Linked DNA regions of Homo sapiens: all the other regions are linked to region 2. A link is a contact called in ENCODE Hi-C or POLR2A ChIA-PET data. All regions are on one chromosome and are shown on one strand. The core of a region is the stretch at or near the end of the contact, and the rest is flanking DNA. Distances in the headings are between cores, read along the strand shown. Region 1 overlaps IL6R (interleukin 6 receptor). Region 2 holds the start of ADAR (adenosine deaminase RNA specific). Region 3 overlaps KCNN3 (potassium calcium-activated channel subfamily N member 3). Region 4 overlaps KCNN3 (potassium calcium-activated channel subfamily N member 3). Region 5 has its middle 19 kb from the start of IL6R.

Evidence for each region. A loop is a pair of places that touch in the nucleus more often than their neighbours do. ChIA-PET counts read pairs that join two places held with the same protein, here RNA polymerase II (POLR2A). Pooled maps may share reads with other maps.
Region 1: a pooled map shows a loop between it and region 2 (3-fold over the local background). The contact joins the enhancer-like site here to the promoter of ADAR in region 2. A Hi-C loop is called at or near these places in 4 of 50 pooled maps. POLR2A ChIA-PET finds 5 or more read pairs at or near these places in 2 of 52 experiments (activated CD4-positive, alpha-beta T cell and activated T-cell).
Region 3: a loop to region 2 is called in a pooled map, with 6 times the contacts of the local background. The contact joins the enhancer-like site here to the promoter of ADAR in region 2. A Hi-C loop is called at or near these places in 2 of 168 maps with a recorded cell type or tissue (GM12878 and OCI-LY7), 28 of 37 single-sample maps with no recorded cell type and 13 of 50 pooled maps. POLR2A ChIA-PET finds 5 or more read pairs at or near these places in 5 of 52 experiments (GM12878, HEK293, activated B cell and 2 more).
Region 4: a loop to region 2 is called in a pooled map, with 4 times the contacts of the local background. The contact joins the enhancer-like site here to the promoter of ADAR in region 2. A Hi-C loop is called at or near these places in 2 of 37 single-sample maps with no recorded cell type and 12 of 50 pooled maps. POLR2A ChIA-PET finds 5 or more read pairs at or near these places in 7 of 52 experiments (B cell, BJ, GM12878 and 4 more).
Region 5: a loop to region 2 is called in a pooled map, with 4 times the contacts of the local background. The contact joins the enhancer-like site here to the promoter of ADAR in region 2. A Hi-C loop is called at or near these places in 6 of 50 pooled maps. POLR2A ChIA-PET finds 5 or more read pairs at or near these places in 2 of 52 experiments (activated CD8-positive, alpha-beta memory T cell and activated T-cell).

Annotation. Positions count from the first base shown.
Region 1 is chr1:154,437,326-154,442,490 of GRCh38, reverse strand. The region is part of intron 6 of IL6R (interleukin 6 receptor); the gene reads right to left. Among named protein-coding and RNA genes, the nearest start is that of IL6R-AS1, 33 kb to the right of the region's middle. Within about 2 kb of position 2,735, at least 6 of the 41 ENCODE cell types and tissues checked have a DNase peak (open chromatin) inside an H3K27ac peak, as active enhancers do.
Region 2 is chr1:154,606,886-154,611,709 of GRCh38, reverse strand. It overlaps ADAR (adenosine deaminase RNA specific), which reads left to right and starts at 3,524. Exons shown (of 15, transcript NM_001111.5): 1 at 3,524-3,718. The coding sequence starts at 3,704. RefSeq lists enhancers at 1,425-1,504, 1,588-2,581, 3,251-3,640 and a silencer at 3,641-3,750.
Region 3 is chr1:154,849,282-154,853,937 of GRCh38, reverse strand. The region is part of intron 1 of KCNN3 (potassium calcium-activated channel subfamily N member 3); the gene reads left to right. Among named protein-coding and RNA genes, the nearest start is that of KCNN3, 19 kb to the left of the region's middle. Within about 2 kb of position 1,962, at least 2 of the 41 ENCODE cell types and tissues checked have a DNase peak (open chromatin) inside an H3K27ac peak, as active enhancers do.
Region 4 is chr1:154,806,515-154,811,022 of GRCh38, reverse strand. The region is part of intron 2 of KCNN3 (potassium calcium-activated channel subfamily N member 3); the gene reads left to right. Among named protein-coding and RNA genes, the nearest start is that of KCNN3, 62 kb to the left of the region's middle. Within about 2 kb of position 2,487, at least 7 of the 41 ENCODE cell types and tissues checked have a DNase peak (open chromatin) inside an H3K27ac peak, as active enhancers do; they include GM12878, where a contact is called at or near this core.
Region 5 is chr1:154,384,243-154,388,831 of GRCh38, reverse strand. No RefSeq gene overlaps it. Among named protein-coding and RNA genes, the nearest start is that of IL6R, 19 kb to the left of the region's middle. RefSeq lists an enhancer at 1,879-2,088. Within about 2 kb of position 3,116, at least 11 of the 41 ENCODE cell types and tissues checked have a DNase peak (open chromatin) inside an H3K27ac peak, as active enhancers do.

The sequences.
Region 1 (5,165 bases), core at 1,486-3,985, 170 kb after region 2:
CCACCAAGGCCGGCCTCCACCTGTCCCACTCAGACCACCCACCCACACACGTGTCGGCCTCACCAAGCAGCTCTCTGCCACCCTCCCCTTGCTCACAGCTCCGTGCCTTTGTACTCTGCCTACAATCCCCATTTTCTGTCTGGGACCCTCCTACACATCCTTCAAGACATAATTCAATTGTCACCTCCTCCATGAAGCTTTTCCTGCTATCTCTAAACTGCCCCAACAGAACAGTCTGCTTACGGCCTTATCGTGCTGTGAACACCATCTATTACGTATTAGACATACTACAGTGGGGCACGCACCCTCCTCCAGCCCCCTCAAGCACATACTAAAACCACCAGGAAAGCTTTCTCAAACCACCCACTCTACTTCCTCCTCCAGATTCCAATGCAGTGAGTTCACGATGGCATCCAGGATAGTGATTCTGGGATGCCCCTGGTCCCACTCTCCTCCCAAGAACCAGCACTGTCCTGTAATTGCTGATCCCCTTACAAATGCAGTATGCTTTAGCATTTCTAAAGAATATTTTTTCATCAGACTCACAAAAACTCTCTGAAAGGAACAAGATTGGTGCTATCATCTCTACTTTACCGATGACAAGACTGAGGCTCTGAGAGCTGAACTAACTTTACCAGTGTCATACAACCTGACTCCCAGGTGCTTCCCAGGACCTCTGTGTCTCCCAAAGGCCACCACTCCCACACCTAGTCTGGGAGGCAGGTGCATCCTGTCTGTCTGGGCCTTGAGAGCTGAAGGTCCTTGGGGTGGGTAAGCTCACCCCACACGGTGATACAGTGTTTAGTACACTGATGCGTCCCTAACAGCCAAATAACCGTGGTCCATAACACACACCTCACCTAGTGCTCTAACCTTCCCCTTATTTTTCAGAACTGCCCGCCAATTTCCAACCTGAATCCCCCTCTTGCGTCAAAATCATCCAAGTTCCTCTTGCTCTTCCCTCAGCAGAGAGGGGAGCAGCAGGTTTCTTTCTTGGATATATTCACAACTGGGTTTTGAAGACTTCCCCTGCCTCAAACCACACATGCATAGGGTGGAGGGCTCAAAGTCTTCCGCTCCTTACATGAGAAGAAACCGACTGTTCTATCTGAGCTCCCACAGAAGCTGTGTCTATGCCAAAGAAGCACATCCACCTGAGGCTGGAAAGTGGAGACCGTACCCAGTGCTGGCCAGACAGCCCCCACCACACCATCTTCCAATAGAAGGAGAGTGTCAGCAACTTAAAGAGGGACATCCACAAATGAGACCAGATTCAGGGGAAGGGGGCCAGAAAGGTGAAGAATTCACAGACCATCTCATGTAACAGCCTGGGAAGAGGAGCCCAAGCAGATGCAGGTCTGGGAACTCCAAAAGAATTCAGAGAGAGCAGACTAGGAAATTTGTCATTGGTTATCCCTGAGAACAGAGCAAGGGCCAGTGAGGCCAGAGTTAGGTTCACATAAGAAAGAACTTTCTATTTGAATAGATATTTCTCCAAAGATATATGAATGGCCAAGAAGCACATGAAAAGATCCTCAGCCTGGGTGTGGTGGCTCACGCCTGTAATCCCAGTACTTTGGGAGGCATAGATGGGCAGATCACTTGAGGTCAGGAGTTCAAGAGCAGCCTCGCCAACATGGCAAAGCCCCGTCTCTGCTAAAAATACAAAAATTAGCTGGGTGTGGTGGTGCATGCCAATCTCAACTACTCGGGAGGCTGAGGCACGAGAATCACTTGAACCCCAGGAGGTGGAGGTTACAGTGAGCCAAGATCGCCCCACTGCACTCCAGACTGGGTGACAGGGTGAGACTCTGTCTCAAAAAAAAAAAAAAAAAGACATTAATCATTAGGGAAATGCAAATCAAAACCACAGTGAGATAACACTTCACATCCATAAGGAGGACTATTGCAGCAAAATGAAAAATAACAAATGTTGGCAAGGATGTGGAGAAACTGGAACCCTTATACACTCTGGTGTAAGTGTAAAATGGTGCAGCCACTGTGGAAAACGGCATGGCATTTCCATGAAAATTTAAAAATAGAATTACCATATAATGCCACAATTATAATTCTGAGTATATACACAAAAGAACTGAAAGCAGGAATCTAAACAGATATTTTACACCCGTGTTCATAGCAGCATTATGCACAACCAAAATGGGGAAGCAAACCCAGTGTCCCCTGACAAATGAATGAATCAACACAATGTGGTATCTCTACACAATGGAATATTATTCAGCCTTAAAAAGGGAGGAAAGTCTGACACATGTTATACCACATGAATAAACCTTGAGGACATTATGCTAAGTGAAATAAGTCAGTCACCAAAGGACAAATACTCTCTGATTCCACTTATTTGAAGTACCTAGAGTGCAGCCTGGGCAACATGGTGAAACCTTGTCTCTACAAAAAATACAAAAATTAGCCAGGCATGGTGGCAGGCGCCTGTAATCTCAGCTACTCAGGAGGCTAAGGCTGGAGAATTGCTTGAACCCGGGAGGCAGAGGTTGCAGTGAGCCAAGGTCACGACAGTGCACTCCAGCCTGGGTGGGTGACAGAGTGAGACTCCGTCTCAAAAAAAAAGAGAAAAAGAGAGAGACAGAAAGAGACAAAGGAAGGCAGGCAGGCAGGTAGGCAGGCATGCAAGCAAGCAAGCAAGCAAATGAAGTACTAGAGTAGTCAAACTCACAGAAAAAGCAAGTAGACTGGTGGTTGCCACGAGCTGGGGGAAGGAGTGGGTGAAAGGAAAGTTACTGTTTAACAGATTCTGAGTTTCAGTTTTACAAGATGAAAAAAGTCCTGGAGAAGTAAAGTGGTGATGGTTGCACAACAATACTTAATGCCACAGAGCTGTGCACTTAAAAATAATATAAATGGGCAGGGCGCGGTGGCTCACGCCTGTAATCCCAGCACTTTGGGAGGCTGAGGTGGGTGAATCACCTGAGGTCAGGGGTTCAAGACCAGCCTGACCAATATGGTGAAACCCCATCTCCACTAAAAATATAAAAATTAGCCAGTCATGGTGGCAGGTGCCTGTAGTCCCAGCTACTCGGGAGGCTGAGATAGGAGAATTGCTTGAACCCGGGAGGCAGAGGTTGCATTGAGCTGAGATCACGCCACTGCACTCTAGCCTGGGCGACAGAGCGAGACTCCGTCTCAAAAAATAATAATAATAATATAAATGGTAAATCTTATGTACATTTTACAATTTGAAAATTTTTAGAAGAAACTTTATAAAAAAGCAAGATTGCTTTTAAGCTGCTTGTCACAAGCTTTAAGCTGCTTGTGACTATCTGAACTAAGTGGTTGGAATAAAAGGTAAAATAGGGATCAGCCTATATTTGGAATTCCTATTCCTCTGCACGATGTTAGAGCTGATTTTTCCCCCCTTAAAAAGGCCCCCAAAGCCATACTGATGCTCAGCATTCAGATAAATGAGTGTGTTTGGCTCAAAGTATACACAAATCAAAGAAAACCATGGACAGGTCAATACGATCTACCCTGAAGGATGCACTGATTTATTAAAATGGTCTCCCTAAGTAAGATATAGTAGTTAGGCCCCACTCCTTGTCCAGGTCTGAGCAGGAAAAAAGCTTTTGAGGAGAGGGCCCAATAGAAAGCTGCCTCCTGTCCTTGATGAACAAGGAAAGTGCCAACAAAGATGGAAGCCGGCACTTCATATTATTGCATCCAACTAGGATTACACCCTAAGCCCCAGCATACTCCTCTGGCTCTCCCCAGGACAGGAAAGACAAGGGACAAGGACCCCACAGTACAAAGCCAGCCAGGAGGAAGAGCCATCACCCCACACCATCCAATCTGGGGGAAGAATGTGCAGCCCATAGATAAAAGCCTTCTCTCCCTGGGGCCAGGGCTGGGAGAAAGTGGCAGGGGTCGGGATGGGACTGATGTCAATTCTACCTTTTCCTTTTTATCCATACTTACTCAAATAAATGGGTATCTTATTCTTTTTTTTTTCCTAACTGCCAAGTATTTAAGAATGATTAATTTGGTTCAACTACGCCACAGGGCTAGAAACATTTGACCCCAAAGTGAGCCATGAAGCCATTCTACAACAAAAACACTGGGAACAATAAAACAGATTGCTGCAAGGGGTAGTAAGCTCTCTGTCTCTGGAAGCATTTAAGCAGAGGCTGGCTGACCACTCTCTGGGTTGTGGTCAGGGAGATTCTTGCATTCTAGATCTGCTAAATCCTAACCTTTCATAGCAGGGTGTTGATAGATAATGTCTCAAGTGGTTTTATCAGGGAAAAAAAAAAGCCATATAAGCTTGTTGTTTAGAGTTAAGGAGGGCACCAACAGAGGAACTAGAAACAGAAAGAGTCAAGCAGCTTCCTTAGAAAGCAGGACTAGAAATGGAAGGCATGGGACAAGGGACCACTGCTCAGTGTTATAAGCTGTTTATTACTTCTTTGCCATGTGCATGTATTAATTTGATTAAAATTTTAAAAGTTTAGGCCAGGCGCGGTGGCTCACACCTGTAATCCCAGCATTTTGGGAGGGCGAGGCGGGTGGATCACGAGGTCAGGAGTTCAAGACCAGCCTGGCCAACACAGTGAAACCCCGTCTCTACTAAAAAAAAAAAAAAATTAGCCGGGCGTGGTGGTGTGCACCTGTAGTCCCAGCTACTCAGGAGGCTGAGGCAGGAGAATAGCGTGAACCCAAGAGGCAGAGCTTGCAGTGAGCCAATATCATGCCACTGCACTCCAGCCTGGGCAACAGAGCGAGATTCCGTCTAAAAAAAAAAATTTAAAGTTTAGTCAGGTGCAGTGGCTCACACCAGTAATCCCAGCACTTTGGGAGTCTGAGGCTGGTGGATCACTTGAGGCCAGGAGTTCGAGACCAGCCTGGGCAGCATGGTGAAACCCTGTCTCTACAAAACATTTTTAAAAAATTAGCATTGTGGCACACGCCTGTGGTCCCAGCTACTTAGGAGGCTGAGGCGGGAGGATTGCTTGAACCCAGGAGGCAGAAGTTGCCGTGAGCTGTGATTGCACTGCTGTACTCCATCCTGGGCAACGAGGAGAAAGCCTGTCTTCAAAAAAAAAAAAATTTAAGTTAAAAAAAATTTCCGACCGGGCACAGTGACTCATGCCTATAATCCCAGCACTTTGGGAGGCTGAGGCGGGTGGATCACAAGGTCA
Region 2 (4,824 bases), core at 2,275-4,774:
AAGAGCTCCTCCCTTGAGAGGACTGACCACCCATGTGTTGGCAGTGCCGTTACGCACGGGGAAGTTACGCACAGGGAAAATGCTCGAAGGGTAGGCACGGATGAATGATGAATTAACAATGGGTGATTTTTATTGTGTTTGCTTGTCTGTATTTTCTGAAATAAACCTATTATTTTTGGTTAATTTTTTTAAAGACTTTCATCCAACTCGTCAAGTTCCTACAATAGAACAGTTAAAAAAAAAAAGACATCATCACCTCACAACCATGGGGGAGTTAAAACAATTACTGAGGGGGAGGAGATGAAACGTTTATGAATAAGACTGTCTGCAGTTACTTGAGCTGCTAAGATTAAATGACAATAGGAGTTGTTGTTCTTTCAAGGCATAAACTGACCTTCTGTTGAGGAAAGTTCACTGCTTTGCCACTGTGTCCTATGTTAGATTAAAAGGGGTGGGGGGAGCAGCGGTGCAGCTTCCCTCGCACAGTAGTTGTGATTAAAGCTTTTCTGGATCATTTCTGAAGAAGGGTAAAGGCTTTCAGATTGTCTTGCCTGAAGACAAGAAAGCAGAGGTAAGATATAACTCCTGTTACTTAAACGGAGGAAAAAAAACATGGGGAAGTGGACTGGAATTGCAACAGCAAGAGTTTGTTGTGGTTCTTGTTTGTTTTTACCTTTTAAATTTGTGAAATACAGCATATATATACAGAAACATGAATAAAACGTAAATGTATAATGAAATTATTGGAAAGCAAACATATGTAGCCACTACCCAAGTCAAGAGCTAGAACATCACCGGTACCCAAAAGATTTCTTCCCAGTCAAAACTCCCACCTTTCTCCCTAGAAGTGATTAACCACAATTTTGTCTTTTTTTTTTTTTTTTTCTTTTTTTTTTTTTTTGAGACGGTGTCTTGCTCTGTCTCCAGGCTGGAGTGCAATGGCACAATCTTGGCTCACTGCAACCTCCGACTCCCTGCTTCAAGCGTTTCTACCACGTCAGCCTCCCCAGTAGCTGGGACTACAGGCACACGCCACCATGCCCAGCTAATTTTTTGTACTTTTAGTAGAGATGGGGTTTCACTATGTTGGCCAGGATGGTCTCGATCCCCTGACCTCGTGATCCGCCCACCTCGGCCTCCCAAAGTGCTGGGATTACAGGCATGAGCCACTGCGCCCGGCCTCATTTTGTCTTTTATGCAGAGCATACTATAGTTTGGTTTTGCCTGGCTTGGGACTTTCTGTAAGTGGGATCATATAGTATACATATGGCTTTTCCCACTCAGTATCATATTTAGATAATTAGCTACCTTGTTGCATGCGTAGATCTTTCATTTTTGTTGCTGTATTGTATTCCATCATGGGCATATGCCACCATTTATCCATTTTACTTTTGATGGACATTTGGGTTGTTTCCAGTTTGGGGGCTATTAATTACAAATAATGCAACCATGAACTTCTTGGGGTTTACCATTACCTTTCTAGATAATGGTAAACTGGTTTCCTGTAGTGACTAAGAGCTGCTCTGCATCCTTGCTGCCACCTGGTCTAATCAGATGGCTAATGCTGTCTGTCTGGTGAATGGACAGTAGCTCACTGTAGCTATACTGTGCATTTCTCTGATGTGATGGGGTTGAGAACCTTTTCATATGTTTGATATTTTTTATCTCCTGTGAAGTTGTCTTTCGATTGTTTTTGCCCATTGTTATACCTACTGAGGGGTCTGTTATTCTTTCAACTAACCAGCCCTCTGAAGGCGAATATAAGGATACAAAACATGCTTCCTGCCCCCGAGGAGATGACTTGACAATTCTAGAGGCAGATATATGAACAAGAAGTACATGATAATTGTGATTACTGAGGCATCCATCTTCCCTAGCAGACTAGCTAAAGGATGGCGCTCTTATTTGTGTCATATCCTGGGTGCTTAACACAGTATCTGCCACATAATTAGGTGCTTAGTAAAGTTTTGTTAAATGATCGAATGGGGCGTTTTTAGCGCAGTGTGCAAGTGCCCTATTAGGGGTAGGCGCCCAGTAACTCGAGAAGCATGGAGTAGGAAACCACAAACAGCACCTGCTCCCCCTCCTCTCCCCCTACCTGCTGTGGGGAAGGCCTCCCTTGTAAATTTGAAAGGTTGATTCACGGGAAGCCGTGGAGGAGGTGCATGCTAGGCCAACGAATAGAATGTGCAAAGGCCCAGAAGGAAGACAGAGCCCAGCCTGCAAGGGAATGTTAATTTGGAGTGACTAACACCATGAAAGGGCATCAGCTGGAGATACTGCTATAAAGGGACTGCCTTGTAATTTCATAAGCATGGGGGTAAAATTAAGATTAAACACAGGGAAAGAACATTCTCACAGGTGAGGATGGTGTTGAACCCTAGAATAATCGTTTCCCAGATACCTTGAACAAAAATCCAGCAGTTAGAGAAGCCTGACCATGAAGCAAATTTGACTTTTGTCCCTCTAGATAACAAAAGTTATCTTTTTGAAAGTAATGGTGTAATTTGAATGAGTGTAGAGAAGCGCTGAAGACTGAGCTTTACTAAAGCCTTCAGACCTGGATTTGGCAGCAGCGTGGCCTTAGTCAAGCCTCGGTTTCTACACCTGCAAAGTGGGAATAATGCCTACCTTGGAGGGCTGTTGTGAAGATTAAGGGAGATAATACATGTAAAGTACTTAACCATTTGCCTGGTGGGGTAGTTTTTATGACCTAGATCCTAAATTGTTCACTGCTGCTGTTGCTACTCTTGGTACTTTTTACTGGCTGGCATCTGCTTGCTTAAGTTTATAACATAGTAGGAGCATTAACAAGGTCCCACGGTGGGGACCTTGGTCGTTTGACGAGATCTGCGCTCCCGCCCATCCCCTCCCCCCCCCCTCCACATTGGAGACGCGGCCACCACCGCGCTGGCGCGGAGAGAGGGAGGACCGGGCGTCATGCTGTTTCTGGCCTGAGGTTTTGTGTGCCTTTGTTTTCCTTTTGCTCTATTCGTGTATTCCTGCCTACGGCCTGTGCGGGGAATTAGGAGCTCAGTACTGAAACGGCGGTTTTCCTAAACAGTACCGGACGGGCGCGGGGGCTGACGCCTGTAATCCCAACACTTTGGGAGGCCGAGGTGGGCGGATCTCTTGAAGCCGGGAGTTCGAGACCACCCTGGCTAACGTGGTGAAACCCTGTTCTTACTAAAAATACAAAAAAAAAAAAAAAAAAAAAGCCAGGAGTGATGGCGCTCGCCTGTAATCCCAGCTACTCCGTAGGCTGAGGCAGGAGAATCGCTTGAACCCGGGGGGCAGAGGTTGCAGTGAGCCGAGATTGCGCCATTGCACTCCAGCCTGGGCAAAAAGAGCGAGACTCCGCCTCAAAAAAAAAAAAAAAAGTACCTTCCGTAGTTCTCATGCAGCGGAGGGGTTCGACTTGTAACCGGCCTGAAACCAAGCGTGGCGCAAGATTTGCTCAAGCCCCTCCTCTTGGCCAAACTTTCCGGAGGGGAAGGCTTTCCGAGGAAACGAAAGCGAAATTGAACCGGAGCCATCTTGGGCCCGGCGCGCAGACCCGCGGAGTTTCCCGTGCCGACGCCCCGGGGCCACTTCCAGTGCGGAGTAGCGGAGGCGTGGGGGCCTCGAGGGGCTGGCGCGGCCCAGCGGTCGGGCCAGGGTCGTGCCGCCGGCGGGTCGGGCCGGGCAATGCCTCGCGGGCGCAATGAATCCGCGGCAGGTAAGCCGGGCCGGCCTTGGACCTTCGCCGCCGTCTGGGTTCGTTTACAACCTCACAGGCTTTGTGTTGCAGTGCGTAGCGTGTGCGTCTTGTGAGTGTTAGAGTGTGTGTGTGTGTGTCGTCTTGCCAAGCAGCATTGCTGGTTTAGGAATTTGTGCGTCTTGTGAGTGTGTGTGTGTGGGTGTGTGTCGTCTTGCCAAGCAGCATTGCTGGTTTAGGAATTTGTGCGTCTTGTGAGAGTGTGTGTGTGTGTGTGTGCGTGTGTGTGTAGTCTTGCCAAGCAGCATTGCTGGTTTAGGAATTTGTGAATTTGTATCCTGCTCATTAATTCTGCAGAATGGAGCAGTGCGTGAAGAGGGCTTGGGGGAAAATGCGCCCCCGTCTGAGTAGGAAGGCCTGAGCCCATGTCAAGGCAGACACATCGTCTCCCTTTCTGCTAGGGCCCCTTGTGGAACCCCCTACCCCCGCTTTAGCCCCACTTGAACAACGTTCGGACTTTGAGCAGCGCACACTATCCTCAGCTCACCTTATCCACCTCCTGAAGGCCTTCTGGGAGTTAAAAATGGCACTTAAGCTGTAGGAGAAAGCTTGTTAACCACTTTATAGCTAAAAACTGGGAAAACACAAATGGCCTTCAGCAGGTTAACAGATAAACTGAAATACATCCACATAATGGGATACTGCTTAGTAGTGAAGAGGAAATACTGTTACAAGTAACAACACGGGTGACTCGCAAGTGCGTTATGCTAAGCACGAGAAGCCAGACTCAAAAGGCTGCATACTGTATGAGTCCATTTATATGACATTCTGGAAAAAAAAAACCACAGTTATAGGGATGGAAAGTGGATCCGTGGGTGCCAGGGACTGGGTATCGTGGAAGAAATTGATTGTTGAGTGGCATGAAAAAGCTTTTTAGGGAAATAGAAATGTTCTATATCTTGATTGTGGTGGCGATTGTCGAAATTCATAGATTTATACACTTAAAAGGATAAATTTTACTGTATCTAAATTATATACCTCAATTTTGTTAAGATATATATATATTTTTTTTTTTTTAAGCACTCCTTTGAAAGGATTAAGGACGCCTAACTTGAAGGAAAAGCATT
Region 3 (4,656 bases), core at 713-3,212, 240 kb before region 2:
GAGTCTCACTCTGTCACCCAGACTGGAGTGCAGTGGCGTGATCTCGGCTCACTGCAACTTCCGCCTCCCAGATTCAAGTGATTCTCCTGCCTCAGCCTCCTGAGTAGCTGGGATTGCAGGCACATACCACCATGCCCAGTTAATTTTTGTATTTTTAGTAGATACTGGGTTTCATCATGTTGGTCAGGCTGGTCTTGAACCCCTGACCTCAAGTGATCTGCCTGCCTTGCCCTCCCAAAGTGCTGGGATTACAGGCATGAGCCACCATGCCCGGCTGAGAGTGGTCATTTTAAATAAATGCTCAGAGCTAGGTGCAGTGGCTAATGCCTGTAATTCTAGCACTTTGAGAGGCCGAGGCAGGAGGATCGCTTGAGCTCAGGAGTTTGAGACCAGCCTAGGCCATATAGTGAGACGCCTTCTAAACAAAACAAAAAATTAGCTGGGCATGGTGGTGCGTGCCTGTGGTCCCAGCTACTTGGGAGTCTGAGGTGGGAGGATCGCTTGAGCCCAGGAGGTCAAAGCTGTAGTGAGCTGTGATCGTGCCACTGCACTCCAGCCTGGGGAATAGAGTGAGACCTGGTCTCAAACAAAAACAAAAACAAAAACAGAAAACAAAAACCACAAATAAAACAAATAAAGAAGTGCTTAGGGCCAGGCATGGTAGCTCACGCCTATTATCCTGGCACTTTGGGAGGCCAAGGCAAGAGGCTTGCTTGAAGCCAGGAGTTTGAGACCAGCCAGGACAGCATGGCAAGACTCTCATCTTTACAGAAAAAAAAAAAAAGCTGAGTACATTGGTGTGCACCTGTAGTCCTAGCTACTTGGGTGGCTGGGGTGGGAAGATCCCGTAAGCCCAGGAATTCGAGGATGCAGTGAGCTGTGATTACGCCACTGTGCTCCAGCCTGGGTGACATGTGAAACCCTGTCTCTAAAAATAAACACATAAATAAATAAATTAAATAAGTGCTCAGGGAAGGCCTTACCAAAAAGGTGATGTCTATTGGAGGATCTGAAGTGGTGAGGGATCCAGCCACCTGGGGGAAGAGGAATAGCAAGGTGAAGGCCCTGAGGGGGGATCATGCCTGGTGTGTTGTAGACAGCACTGTCCGGTGGACACGAAATGGGAGCTACCGCTGTCATTTTAAATTCCTGAGTAGCCATATTAAAAATAGTGAAAAGAGAAAAGTAGAATTATACATGTTAATAATATTTTTAATTTAACCCAACATAGCCAGAATATTATTATTTGAATGTGCAAGCAATACAAAAAATTATTGAGATCTTTTACACTTTATTTTTTGTACTAAGTCTTTGAAATCTGGTGTGTCTCTGACACAGCATATCTCAATCAGACATTAAGTTTTCATTGGAGATACTTGATCTGTATTTAGAGTTTATAAAATTTACAATTAAAAGAACAGACTTGCTGGGCATGGTGGCTGACACCTGTAATCCCAGCACTTTGGGAGGCAGAGGCAGGTGGATTGCTTAAGGCCAGGAGTTCGAGTCCAGCCTGGGTAATGTAACACAGTGAGACTCTATCTCTCTAAAAAAAAAAAAAAAAAAAATTAGCTGGGTGTGTGGCATATGCCTGTGGTTCTAGCTACTTGGGAGGTTGAGGTGGGGGATAGCTTGCTGTTGAGGCTGTGGTGAGCCATGCGTGTGCCTCTGCACTCCAGCCTGGGCAGCAGAGCAAGACCCTGACTCCCCGTCCGAGAAAAAAAAAAGAATAGATTCACACACTCAAGTTGTTGAAAACGTACTTAAAATTTTTCCAATAAAAGAGTGGAGTGTCTTTTTATATTTAATTTTAAATGAAATGGACTTAAAATCCAGTTGCACTGGTCATGTTGCAGGGGCTCAGTGGACACACGTGGCTCGTGTCCTCACACTGGACGGTGCAGGCCTGGGAGCAGAGAGGATGCCTGTGAGGCTGATTCAGTGAGTGGAGGGATCATGTGGGCGGGGTTGTGAGGTCACAGGGGAGGCGGGTCTGGCTCTGCAGGGATTTGTAGACCGTCCTGAGGAGTGTGGCCTTTACCCTGGGTGAGATGGGAGCAAGAGGAGGGCTTGGAGTAGAGAAGTGACAAGATCTGACTTACATTTTAATGGGACCACTCTGACTGCAGTGTTTGGAACAGACAGGGAGGGTCAAGCCAGGGTCAGGGAGCCCCGCTGAGAGGCTGTGGGGACAGCTCAGGTGAGGGTGGTGATGGTTTGGACCTGGGTGGTAGCATTGAGTTGGTAAAAAGTGGCTGGACCCTTGGGCTATTTAAAAGGAGGGCATTCCTGATGAATTGGACAAAAGGTCATGGTGTGCAGGTCAGGCAGTGGTGAGAGAAAGGGGAAGTCAAGGATGAGGCTGAGACTTTTGGCCCAAGCAACTGGAAGGATGGAATTTCTGTTAATTGAATGGAGAAGACTGTGGGAGAAGCAGTTTTTTGGGGGAAGACAGGGAGTTTGTGGTTGGACTCGTTAAGTTTGAGGTGTATCAATTTCCATATAATGCGTGTAGCACCTGCCCCAGGGGTTGTAAGAGGTCACAGGATGGTGCTTGAGGCCGTGGCAAGCTTCTGCCTGGGCTCCTGACCCAGAACAGATGGCTCCTCTCACCTTCCAGAGGTCTGTTCGAGGCATGGCTGGCAACGTTAAAAAAAATTTGGCCGGGCACGGTGGCTCACGCCTGTAATCCCAGCACTTTGGGAGGCCGAGGCGGGTGGATCACGAAGTCAGGAGTTTGAGACCAACCTGGCCAACATGGTGAAACCCCGTCTCTACAAAAAATACAAAAATTAGCCGGGCATGGTGGTGCACGCCTGTAGTCCCAGCTACTCGGGAGGCTGAGGCAGGAGAATCGCTTGAACCCGGGAAGGCGGAGGTTGTGGTGAGCCGAGATAGTGCCATTGCACTCCAGCCTGGGTGACAGAGCGAGACTCTGCCTCAAACAAAGCAAACAAACAAACAAACAAAAATCAGCTAAGTTATCCATGCCTCCAGCACCGTGGGTGTTGACTCCCTGAAGGTCACTGGAAGTTGCTAGGGTCTTTCTGAGTCAATCCACATTTCAAGGTCAAATCTCCCTGCTCTGGGCTGATGAATAAAATGTGTCATAAATGCTCAGAAGCTCCCCCAGTGTGGCCTGGAAGCCTGATTTTATGGAAACTTACTGAAATGATACAAAACGCTAAAGATATGCATTCCTAATTTTCTAGCACTTTCAACTCCACAGGGATGTTGGGGGAAGGGATTAATGAGCTTGGAGAGGTGGAATAACCTCCTCAAGGTCTCCCAGCTGGGGGAAGGTAAGCACTGGATGTTGGGAATCACCAGCCTCATGTGCACCAACCATGTCGCCAAATGTCCAAAGCCTGCAGAGGGCCCAGGGCTCTCACGGACCACACAGGGAAGCCACTGCACCTGTTCTTTTTAAGACTGGGAGGAGAGTGGGGAAAGGCAGCAGGTATGGCTTTTGAGGTCCTCTCCTAGCCCAGCTGGTGTCTGATGCTGGCACCCGGGCTTGGAGGGTGAGAGTCTTGGGACCTGTAGACCAAGGCCACCTCACTTGGGCAGCCCAGGCCTGCTGGACATGGGCCTTCTGACTTAGTTTCAAAGCTGGACCCTGACCCTTGTTGGTTGCAGGACTTCAGTGATTTAATCTTTGAGTTTATCTGTTTCATTGGGGTGATGGTGCCTGCCTTGGAGGAGTTTTGTGAAGTGATGTTAATGAAGGAGCTTAGGCCGGTGACTTGACACATGCCCAACATAAGGAATGCCTGTGGGGCCGCCTGGCTCTGCCCCTAGAGTGGAGGGAGATGGTGCAGAGGGAACAGTAGAACTGGTATGGGCTGCGGATGCCTGGCGAGTGGCATGAGTAGGGGAGAAAGAAGCGCCTGCCAGAATGGGAGTGAGGGAGAACAGTGGGGGGTCCCCTCCCTTACCACAAGACCTGGGATCTAACTGTGCCTTTAGATCAGAGCTTCTCAACTGGGGCACTTTTGCTCCTCAGGGGACTTTTAGCAATGCCTGGAGACATTTTTGGTTGTCACAGTCAGGAGAGGGATATTATAGTCCTTTAATGTGGAGAGGCCAGGGATGCCCCCTACAACAAAGAATTACCCAGCCCACAATGTCAGTGGTACTGAGGCTGAGAAACCCTGCTTTCGATGACTCATTCTCACCAGCTTGTTATGAGGATGAATGCGAAAATGGAGCCTGCATTTCTAACTGCAGCCTGCCCTTCCAGGTCCTCTCGTTCCCTCACCCTTTCCCAAGGGGGCTGCCTCTGTCATCAAGCAGCCTGGTCCAGGAGTCAGCAGACCTGAATTCAAGTCCTGACTCCTCATGCCTCAGTGAAGTTTTTCCTTAGTTTCTAGTCTCCATGTCTTTTCATCCTTGGAAATCTTGTCTTGAGTGGGGCAGTGGTGTCTACACAGTAATGGGGCTGTGGTGTGGACTGAGTGGGAACCCGGATGGGAAGCATGCTTAGTCAGCTGTGATGTGCCGGCAAAGGGAGGCAGCAGGCCAATCCGCTTTCTAGTCCAGCACTGAATAATAGCCTTGGGGGGCATTGCCCAGGAACCCCCATTGGCCCCTGCGAGGCCACATGGCTGTTCTCCCAGGCCTGCTCCATCTTGCTTCTTGCTTGTGTTTCCTTGA
Region 4 (4,508 bases), core at 1,238-3,737, 200 kb before region 2:
GTTAGGCTCTGTATTCATACCCCCTTTATAGATAAAGCAACTGAAGCAGAGAAGGTAAGAGATGTGTCCACAGTCATGTGGCTGGTGAGGGCAGAGGGTTTTGAGGTCAACTGTTTGAGTTGACCATCTCCAAAGCTAGCCAGGTTGCCCTGCCTGGGGGAGAGAGGCCCGTCCTCAAATTAACTCTTCTACCCCTGGTTCCTACAATGGCTAGAAGCAGCCTAGAAGGTGGGCTGAGTCATGGGGACTTCCCTCCAACAAGGGTGAATATTAGGAAGCCTAGGGCTGAACAGTAACCCAGTGTTGGTCCAACCTTGCAGCAGCTCTGGAGGCCCTCATCCCAGCCACACCCCCACCTTGGCTGTGCCTTGTGGTGGCTCCTCTGCCTATTAAAATCCCTTCCTTCTCCTGGTTTCCCTATTGTCCTCCCCTTGGGTCCAAGGCTTGCCTCAAGGATGAGGCCCAGCACCCTTGGGGAGGTAGAAGGGCAGCCATCTCAGGGTAACCTGCCCAGCCATCAGAACTGGGACCCGCTTCAGTTTCTCTGCCTTGCCTTCTGATCCCAAGGAAGGCTAGGGTCTTCCTTGAAGCCTCACTGAGCCCCATACTGGGTCTTGTTCTTTCTTGCCTCCCTGCCTTCTGAGGGGCTGACTTCTACTTCTGCTCGCCTGGAGTCACAGTGTCCCTGATAGTCCCCAGGCCCTCAGGATCAGACCTGCCTCTAACCCCAAGCCATCATCTGCCTGGGCTGAGTCTGGTCTTTCCCTTAGACACTGTGCCTTGGGCTGCCAGTGGCCTGGGTGAGTCAGGCTTCAGCAGCTCTTCCTGTTTCCCCGCCCATATTCTCCCCTCCTTCTGCCCGTTCCTATGGTAAGGTGCCAGCAGCCTTCCACCCAAACTCCCCTAAGCTGGACCCAGGACTTCCCTAGATTAAATGCCCCCACTTCCCTGCCATAATCATGTCAATAATCCTGTTTCCACCCTGATCTTGCTACTCTGAACAGGATCTGCTTGGTCCACAGCAGCCCAGGGATCTGGTGACACACTGACCCTTACACACCACTGGGATCAGGTCAGTACAGAAGGCACCGACCTGCTTTCTCACTTTGTTACTGCAGCCAAAGACAGCCAGTGACTTTTAGCTTTCATGGTAGCCTGTTAGTTTATATTGAATTGAATATTTACTAAAACCCCTCTGTCTTCTCATGAGCTGCTAAGCAGCTCCCCACCCTCTGCCCCCTCAATCTCCCATCCTTCCTAATACCGTTGGCTTTTTAGGTGAGAACTGTACCTTTCATTTTCTTCTGTTACGTTTCCCTGCAGCTGTTTCAGCCCTTCATTCTAGTCTGTCCAGGCCTTTTAGCATCTCACTCAGCAACATGTATTTGGGGGCCTCCCAGCTTCCTGCCCTCCCACATGTGATGAGCCTGAGTATAATAGCTTCATCTAAACCATTGATACAAATGTCGAACCAGAAGTCAAATCTGGGAGGTAAACTTTCTTTGGTTGGACTAAAGACAGGAGAAGTAAAGAAGAAACTTCAAGGATTTGCAAATCTTTTTCATCTTAAAAGTTTTGTGGCCTCCTGTGAGGTTGTAGTTTTATGTGCCCTCCCACCCCAGCCCCCAAATAAGCCTGCTCTGCATTCATAGAACACGTGTTTATTGAGCCATGCTCTGTGAGGGGCACGGTGCCTGGTATGGGACAGAGCTGTGAACTACAGACTGGACCCGGTCTCGTGTTACTCACAGTCTGTGAAATGAAAGCGTGGCTGCTGGTGCTGGGGCTTGGCTGCTGGGGCTGAGTGTTGAGTCTGTGAAATGGACGGGTGAAGCCGTACACCTGGTCACTCGGTGAGATCACGTTGTGTCACAGGAGAGTGCTGAGGCATGGCCACCGTGGCTGGACGTTCTCAGAGACACTGCTCAGCCACAGCAGCTGGGCCTGGCTATGACCACTGACCTGTGACTACATCAGGCACAGCCACAAACCAGAGATCAGTAACCAGACACGGCGGAGCCATCCAGTGGGCGCAGAGCAGCCACCGCCTCTGAACTCAGAGCCACGAGGCGGCTCTGCGGGAGCCGCCCGACACCTGCCTGCTGTGTGATCGCCAGCAGACCCTGCCCCTCACTGCCCTCAGATCCCTCACTTGTGCATCTGGGGAGGAAGCTAAGGGCTCTCCAAGGTCCCTATCAGCTCTTTATGGTGCTTCTTGCTAGAATGTGCTAGAAACCATATCGATTTGAGAGCAAAGAGAAATTGCCACCAGTGGGTGTGTATGTGTGGAATGGGAGGCGGGGGAGTGGGCAGGGCGATATTTGTCTTCCTGCTGCTGTTAGAAATAGCAACTATTCTCTCCCCTGAGGACTGGACAAAAGGTGATTAATTCATTCAGCACAGAGCTATTGAAGGGCTGTTCTGAGCCAGGCACCGTGGGGACAGCAAGGTCCCTGCCCTAAACAGGCTTGTGATCTAATGGAGAGATAAGCACGCAGACACACACGCCTTGGCTGCTGGTGCTGAGGACAAGGGTGTGGAGGGCACGGCGCACAGTTCCACCTAGATGGGAATGAGGACGCTGCTGTGCAGGGCATCTGAGATGGTCATGGGGTCAGTTCTAGCAGGTGCAGGTGGGTCGAGGGTCCTCTAGGGGAAGGGACCAGCTCCAGCAGCTGTGAAGAATGCAGAAGCTCAGGGCTCTGCGGAATGGGAGGCATGCAGCTGATCGTAAAGGGAATGTTGAAAGGTGAGAATAGAAAGAAGGGCTGGAGCCAGATCCTGGTGAGCAGCAGCTGGAGCGATGAGGCACCCAGGTCTAAAATGGTAGTAGCCCCATTCTATCTATGAGAAGGGGTTGGGGGATGGCGATCTGATGGCGGGAGAGGGAAGCCAGGGAATTTGTCTTCAGGTTGCACCTGCAAAGCATTTTATGTAAGATGGAGAGAATGTCAATAGTCTGTATCAAAGACTGAGAGGTAAGAATGGGGATGGGAGACGGGTGTAGATTATGGTACAGGTTGAACCCCCCTCAATCACTGGGACCTGCTCTGACCTTAGAGTACAGGGTTGGGCTAGAGGAATGGTGGATGAATCTCCCTCCTTGGGAGATTGTTAGGATTAAAGATGAGAGCCACCTGGTACACTCTTGTTTAAGAGTCAGAGGAATGGAAAAACACCCCTCCCACCCCAAAACGCTGAGGTTCTGATCTCACTGACTGAACACCACCCAACCAGGAGCCAGGGCTTGAGGGCAGCCCGAGTTTGTCTTGCTCTGTCGGATCTTTTTGGATGTTTAGCAGGAGCGACACTGATCAGACTTCACAAGAACCTTAGGATTTTACAATTTTGCTCTTCCCTTATTGTTCACAAATCAAGCCTATGCCTAAAAATACACTCTTCTCCAGCAGCCTCGGGGACTTAGCTTCTCCCCCAGGCAGGGAGTTTACATCCTTCCTTTGCCTGCAGAATTCAACCTTGCAGGTTTGGTGGGGTGGCTGGAAACCGCCACCATCCCAGAGCAGGCTTCTATCCCCAGGGCCTGGCTGTCACCCGCAGCAGCAGTGACATCACCCAAAGCCGACTTTGTGCGGGGGGCTTCTGAGTGTTAAGTGGGCTCAAAAGGTTGAAGTGCGGGGGCAGGTAGGAGGAGCTGCGTGGCTTGGGAAGGAGCAGCTGGCGCTGTAGAGGGAATGACTTGCCCCAGCTGCTGTTGGGTTACGGGCTCGAGTTGTCCACAGCCACCAGGGGACATTTTTTCCTCTTCTCAGTTCCTCTTTGACCCTGCGCTCAGCTTCACCAAAACCACCTTGTTTCACCTTCTCTGTATGTCCTCGGCCTCTCCTTTCCTGCTTGCCTCAGTCTTTCCCATCTTTCAAATCTAAACATGTGGTGTCTGTTGCTGCGGGTTGACTGCATGTGTATGTGTGGTTTTCAAGCTGAATTGACAGGGCTGAGTTTTACAGCCAATACTGCCTGGCTCTGGAAGAAGAGAAAGAGGAGGACAATGAGGGACAGGATCTCTTGTAGCAGAGAACATTCTGATCCAAATGTCCTTTCAGGATAAATTTAGTTCCCGGGGCTGGGACCACATTCTAATTTGGTGGGAGTCCTTGGGCACCCTGGTGGGGAATGGCTGCTTCCTTCCTCACCTCCCTGGTCGATTTCAGGGACCGCAGGAAACCCAAGCCTTATGAACATTATACAGAACTGCAATTACAACAATCCTGAGCTGACATAAGATTTATTCATTGGGCACCAAATTTCCTTTAGGCCCCTTTCTAGTTTGTAGTTTTTGAAGCTGCTACATTTTTTATGGCTGGCACATCTCAAGGAGGAAATGCAGATTAATAGTCTGTACTGGCTGTGTTCTCATGCTCTCAGGATTGAATCAATAATGACTGCAGTATTAATTAGGCCTTTATGAAAAGAAAATGAAATATGGTATGACATGGAAGATTCTAGATTTAGAATCAAGAGTTCTAATCTCAGCTCTGCTGCCGTCTAAT
Region 5 (4,589 bases), core at 1,867-4,366, 220 kb after region 2:
CTCTGCCTCAGCCTCCCAAGTAGCTGGGATTACAGGCGCCACCACGCCCAGCTAAGTTTTTGTATTTTAAGTAGAGACGGGGTTTCACCATCTTGGCCAGGCTGGTCTTGAACTCCTGACCTTGTGATCCACCCGCCTCAGCCTCCCAAAGTGCTGGGATTACAGGCATGAGCCACCACACCCGGCCAAAGATATCATTTCTATAAGTAGAGATGGATGGATTGGAGAGGTGAGGGAGAAGATAGAGAAAACTCCAAGCAGAAGCAACAGTATGAGCAAAGACACAGGAAAATTCTGGCTGCATTCAAAAAATAAAGCATTACATTAGTACAGCACTTTATAGTTTACTGTTTCCACACACCCTATTGAGGCATCATATAGGAAGCAATAAAAATTGGGACTCAGACGGGTTTGGCCAAGATTGTGCCACTGCACTCCAGCCTGGGCGACAGAGCGAGGCTCTGTCTCAAAAAAAAAAGAAAAAAGAAAATTGGGACCTAATAGAGAATAAACTTCTCAAAGGACCCATGTACCTAGACCTCAGTTGCTATTTCCCACCCCTAAGCCCATGGTCTCTAGAGTTAAGTACAATCTACTCAGCCAGGTGCGGGGGCTCACGCCTGTAATCCCAGCACTTTGGGAAGCCGAGGCGGGCAGATCACCTGAGGTCTGGAGTTCAAGACCAGCCTGACCAACATGGTGAAACCCCGTCTCTACTAAAAATACAAAATTAGCCCGGCGTGGTGGCACATACCTGTAATCCCAGCTACTCAGGAGGCTGAGGCAGGAGTATCGCTTGAACCTGGGAGGCGGAGGTTACGGTGAGCCAAGATTGCACCATTGCACTCCATCCTGGGCAACAAGAGCAAAACTCCGTCTCAAAAAAAGAAAAAAGTACAATCTACTCAAACACTTACCAGTCTGGCCCCATGATGCCTTTTCTTCCTCTTTCTTCTGAGTCCTCTCTCAAATATACTGTGTTTCAGCCAAAGAAGATTTGAAAATTCCAGATGTACCCCAGGAACCAAAAAACCCTCTGGGTTTAGGTGACAACTGATGTAGCCAACTTGAAATACCCAAATCCTGGCCAGGCACAGTGGCTCACGCCTATAATCCCAGCACTCTAGGAGGCTGAGGCGGTGAATCATTTGAAGTCAGGAGTTCAAGACCAGCCTGGCCAACATGGTGAAACTCCCTCGCTACTAAAAATACAAAAATTAGCTGGGTGGGGTGGTGCATGCCTCTAGCTGCAGCTACTCGGGAGGCTGAGGCAGGAAAATCTCTTGAACCCGGGAGGTGGAGGTTGTAGTGAGCCAAGATCATGCCACTGCACTCCAGCCTGGGCGACAGAGCGAGACTATTGTCTCAAAAAAAACCAAAAAAACAAACAAAAAAAAAAAACAAAAAAGGCCAAATCCTAAATGACCAGCAGAGAAAACTGAGAAGCAACCCATCTATTCATAAAATCCTCAAAACGCTCATGAACTGGCAGCTCCAAGTACCTCTGGAACTGAGTTTGTGTGTCTCTGAGTGTGTGAGTGTGCAAACAAGGAGGACTGGTTGAAAGCTGTTTGAGAAGCACCCTTCATTACTGAGTAACTACCCCTCCCTCCCTCCCACAGAAATCTGCAAGCTTGTTCTCTGTACAGGATAAAACAGAGAGTCTCTGAACTGGGTGATACCAGGCACATTTGACAGCATGGCTATGGCTTGTAAACTCGGGAACTAAGGGACTGCGTATGCCAAATGCCCCAGGCTAAGACCCACAGCCCTCTGCCTCCTTTCGGGGGCCAGAACACTGGCAGGCTGGCCTGTTCCCTCCTAGAAGGAGATTCTTCTCTGGGTAACCTGACTGGCCCCAGACGAAAGACCTAAAGATCCAGACATGTGGGGACTCCCCCAGCAAACAGTCCCGTCCAGATGCCCACCATGTGAGCTTCCAATCAGCGCCTTCGTTCCCATGTCAGAGCTTTCTCTTTGCTACTCCCCACCCACGCTGCCTGGCCCTCTGCACTGGGGGTATTCCAGGAAGAGACCACATGAGCAATACCCCACACCCTCTGACTAGCAGTTGGTCTAGACAACGCAGAACCCGGAAGACCAGAGGGAGGAGGAGCGTGAGATCAAGATATCTGTTCCTCTGGTTCTTCTCTTAGAGGGTTCCTCTCTTAGGCTGCCTGTGTCTCTCAACCAAAGGTTATAGCTCTCCTATACTCTGTCTTTGTAAATGGCCATTTTGTAAAGAAATCCTCCTAAAATAATCCTAACTTGAGTAAACCATATGTTTACTGTAAGGACTTAACTGATATTTGCCTGTCTTATAAATAATCAGTCAAAGATCACCAGACAGCTGAAAAAAACCTCAGACATGGAAGATAAAAACAAATGAGCAAAAAGCAGACTGAAAAGCAATTTGCAGAAATAGTTTCTACACAGGAAGAAGAAAACTTCAAAAGAAAAATATCAAATAATACTTCAGAGAGGCCAGGCACAGTTGCTCACACCTGTAATTCCAGCACTTTGGGAGGCTGAGGTAGGTGGATCACCTAAGGTCAGGAGTTTGAGACCAGCCTGGTCAACATAGTGAAGCCTCGTCTCTACTAAAAATACAAAAATTACCCAGGCATGGTGGCGCGTGCCTGTAATCCCACCTACTCAGGAGGCTGAGGCAGGAGAATCGCTTGAACCTGGGAGGTGGAGTTTGCCGTGAGCCGAGATCGTGCCATTGCACTCTAGCCTGGACAACAAGAGCGAAACTCCGTCTCAAAAAAAAAAAAAAAAACAGGAGAACAGGAGGACACATGAGTTTGGAGCTTCATACAAACGTGTGGTCAATAACAGAACAGGCCTGTATTTACCTGTGTACAAAAACGCCTGTGTGTCTGCAGCTACAGACAACCTACTATGAAACCACTAATCATTTCCTCATTGCTTTCGGATTCAGGCTTCTCCTCCAGACATGCTTAGCTGTGGTTTAGGAGCTGCTACGCTTATGGGGTCTTTCCAGTGTCTTCCTAGCGCCTTCCTTTCCTCTCCCAACCCCTACGCCCTCTGCCCTCAGGGTTCCCAGGTTAAACAATCAAGATACACACTTCCGCCTCTAGGCACCACGCCCCATCCTCTTCCTGGAGCTCCACCCACAACAAGGTACTGAAGAGGAGGAAGTAGAGAGGAAGAACACTAGATTATTGAATAAATAACCTGAGAATTGAATAAATTGGAAGTTAGCCCTATTGTTAATCTTTGAACCATGGGAAATGGTAGCATGGGAAGAATGACCCCTAAAGCCACTGAGTTGGGGTGGGGCTGGCTCTCCTCCACTTAAAACCCCTCAGGGCTCTGGCTTATTCCCAGAATAAGGCTGAAATCCCTTCACCGAGAAAAGGGTTCTCCAGAAGTCACCCTGCTTTTCTCTCCTGCCTCATCTCTTGCCACTTTCTCCTTGTTATCTGGGCTCCAGCCACAATAAACAATGTTCTTGCAGACAAGAGCATTGACTTCATGTGGGCAAGTGTGGCTCTTGTCCCGGGCCTCATGGTTAGAGGGCCCTGAATTATTCACACATGTGCACACACACATTTAACACACACTGCTCCTCTGTCATTAGGGATCGGGTGCTTTTTGCTGACTTAGAGAAACCCCATGCCTGAAACCTACTCATCTGCTCTCAGGAGAGGTAGTAATTGTCACTGCTCATTGATAAACACTCCCTGTCTTCATTGGAGCAGGCCCAGGGGTTGTTGGGTTTAACTCCATCCCAAATTCCAGAGATGAGCCAGGTTGATGTAAGCTAGTCAGGGGATCTCCCTCCACCTGTCTCTTCCCTGTACCTACAAGCATGCACAAACAGGGCACAGCACTTCCCTGGTCAAAGGGCTTGGTTCGATTGAGGATAGAGCAGTGGATGGCACAGGAGACACCCCCCTCCCTTGCTCTGAATCAGGCAGAGTGTAGATGTGAGGCCTGGGAATGATAACAGCCATTTAGTTCCCCCAAGATAAGCCAGACTTGGAACATTGCCACTTGACACCCCCATTACCCAAAGACAACTGGAGATAGCTGAGCTAAAGCTCAAGCATCGTCATTTGGAGGTTGGTTGGTTCGTTTGTTTGTTTGTTTGTTTTGAGACAGGGTCTCTGTCACCTGGGCTGGAATGCAGTGGCATGATCTCGGCTCGCTGCAACCTCTGCCTCTCGGTTTCAAGCGATTCTCCTGCCTCAGCCTCCCCAGTAGCTGGGATTACAGGCGTGCACCACCATGCCCAGCTAATTTTTGTATTTTTAGTAGAGATGGAGTTTCACCATGTTGCCCAGGCTGGTCTTGAACTCCTGACCTCAAGTGATCTGCCTACCTCGGCCTCCAAAAGTGCTGGAATTACAGGCATGAGCCACAGTGCCACTGCACTCCAGTCTGGGCGATAGAGGGAGACTTTGTCTTAAAAAAGGGCCAGGTGCAGTGGCTCACTTCTGTAATCCCAGCACTTTGGGAGGCCGAGGCGGGCAGATCATCTGAGGTCAGGAGTTCGAGACCAACCTGGCCAACATTGTGAAACCCCATCTCTACTAAAAATACAAAAATTATCCAGGTGT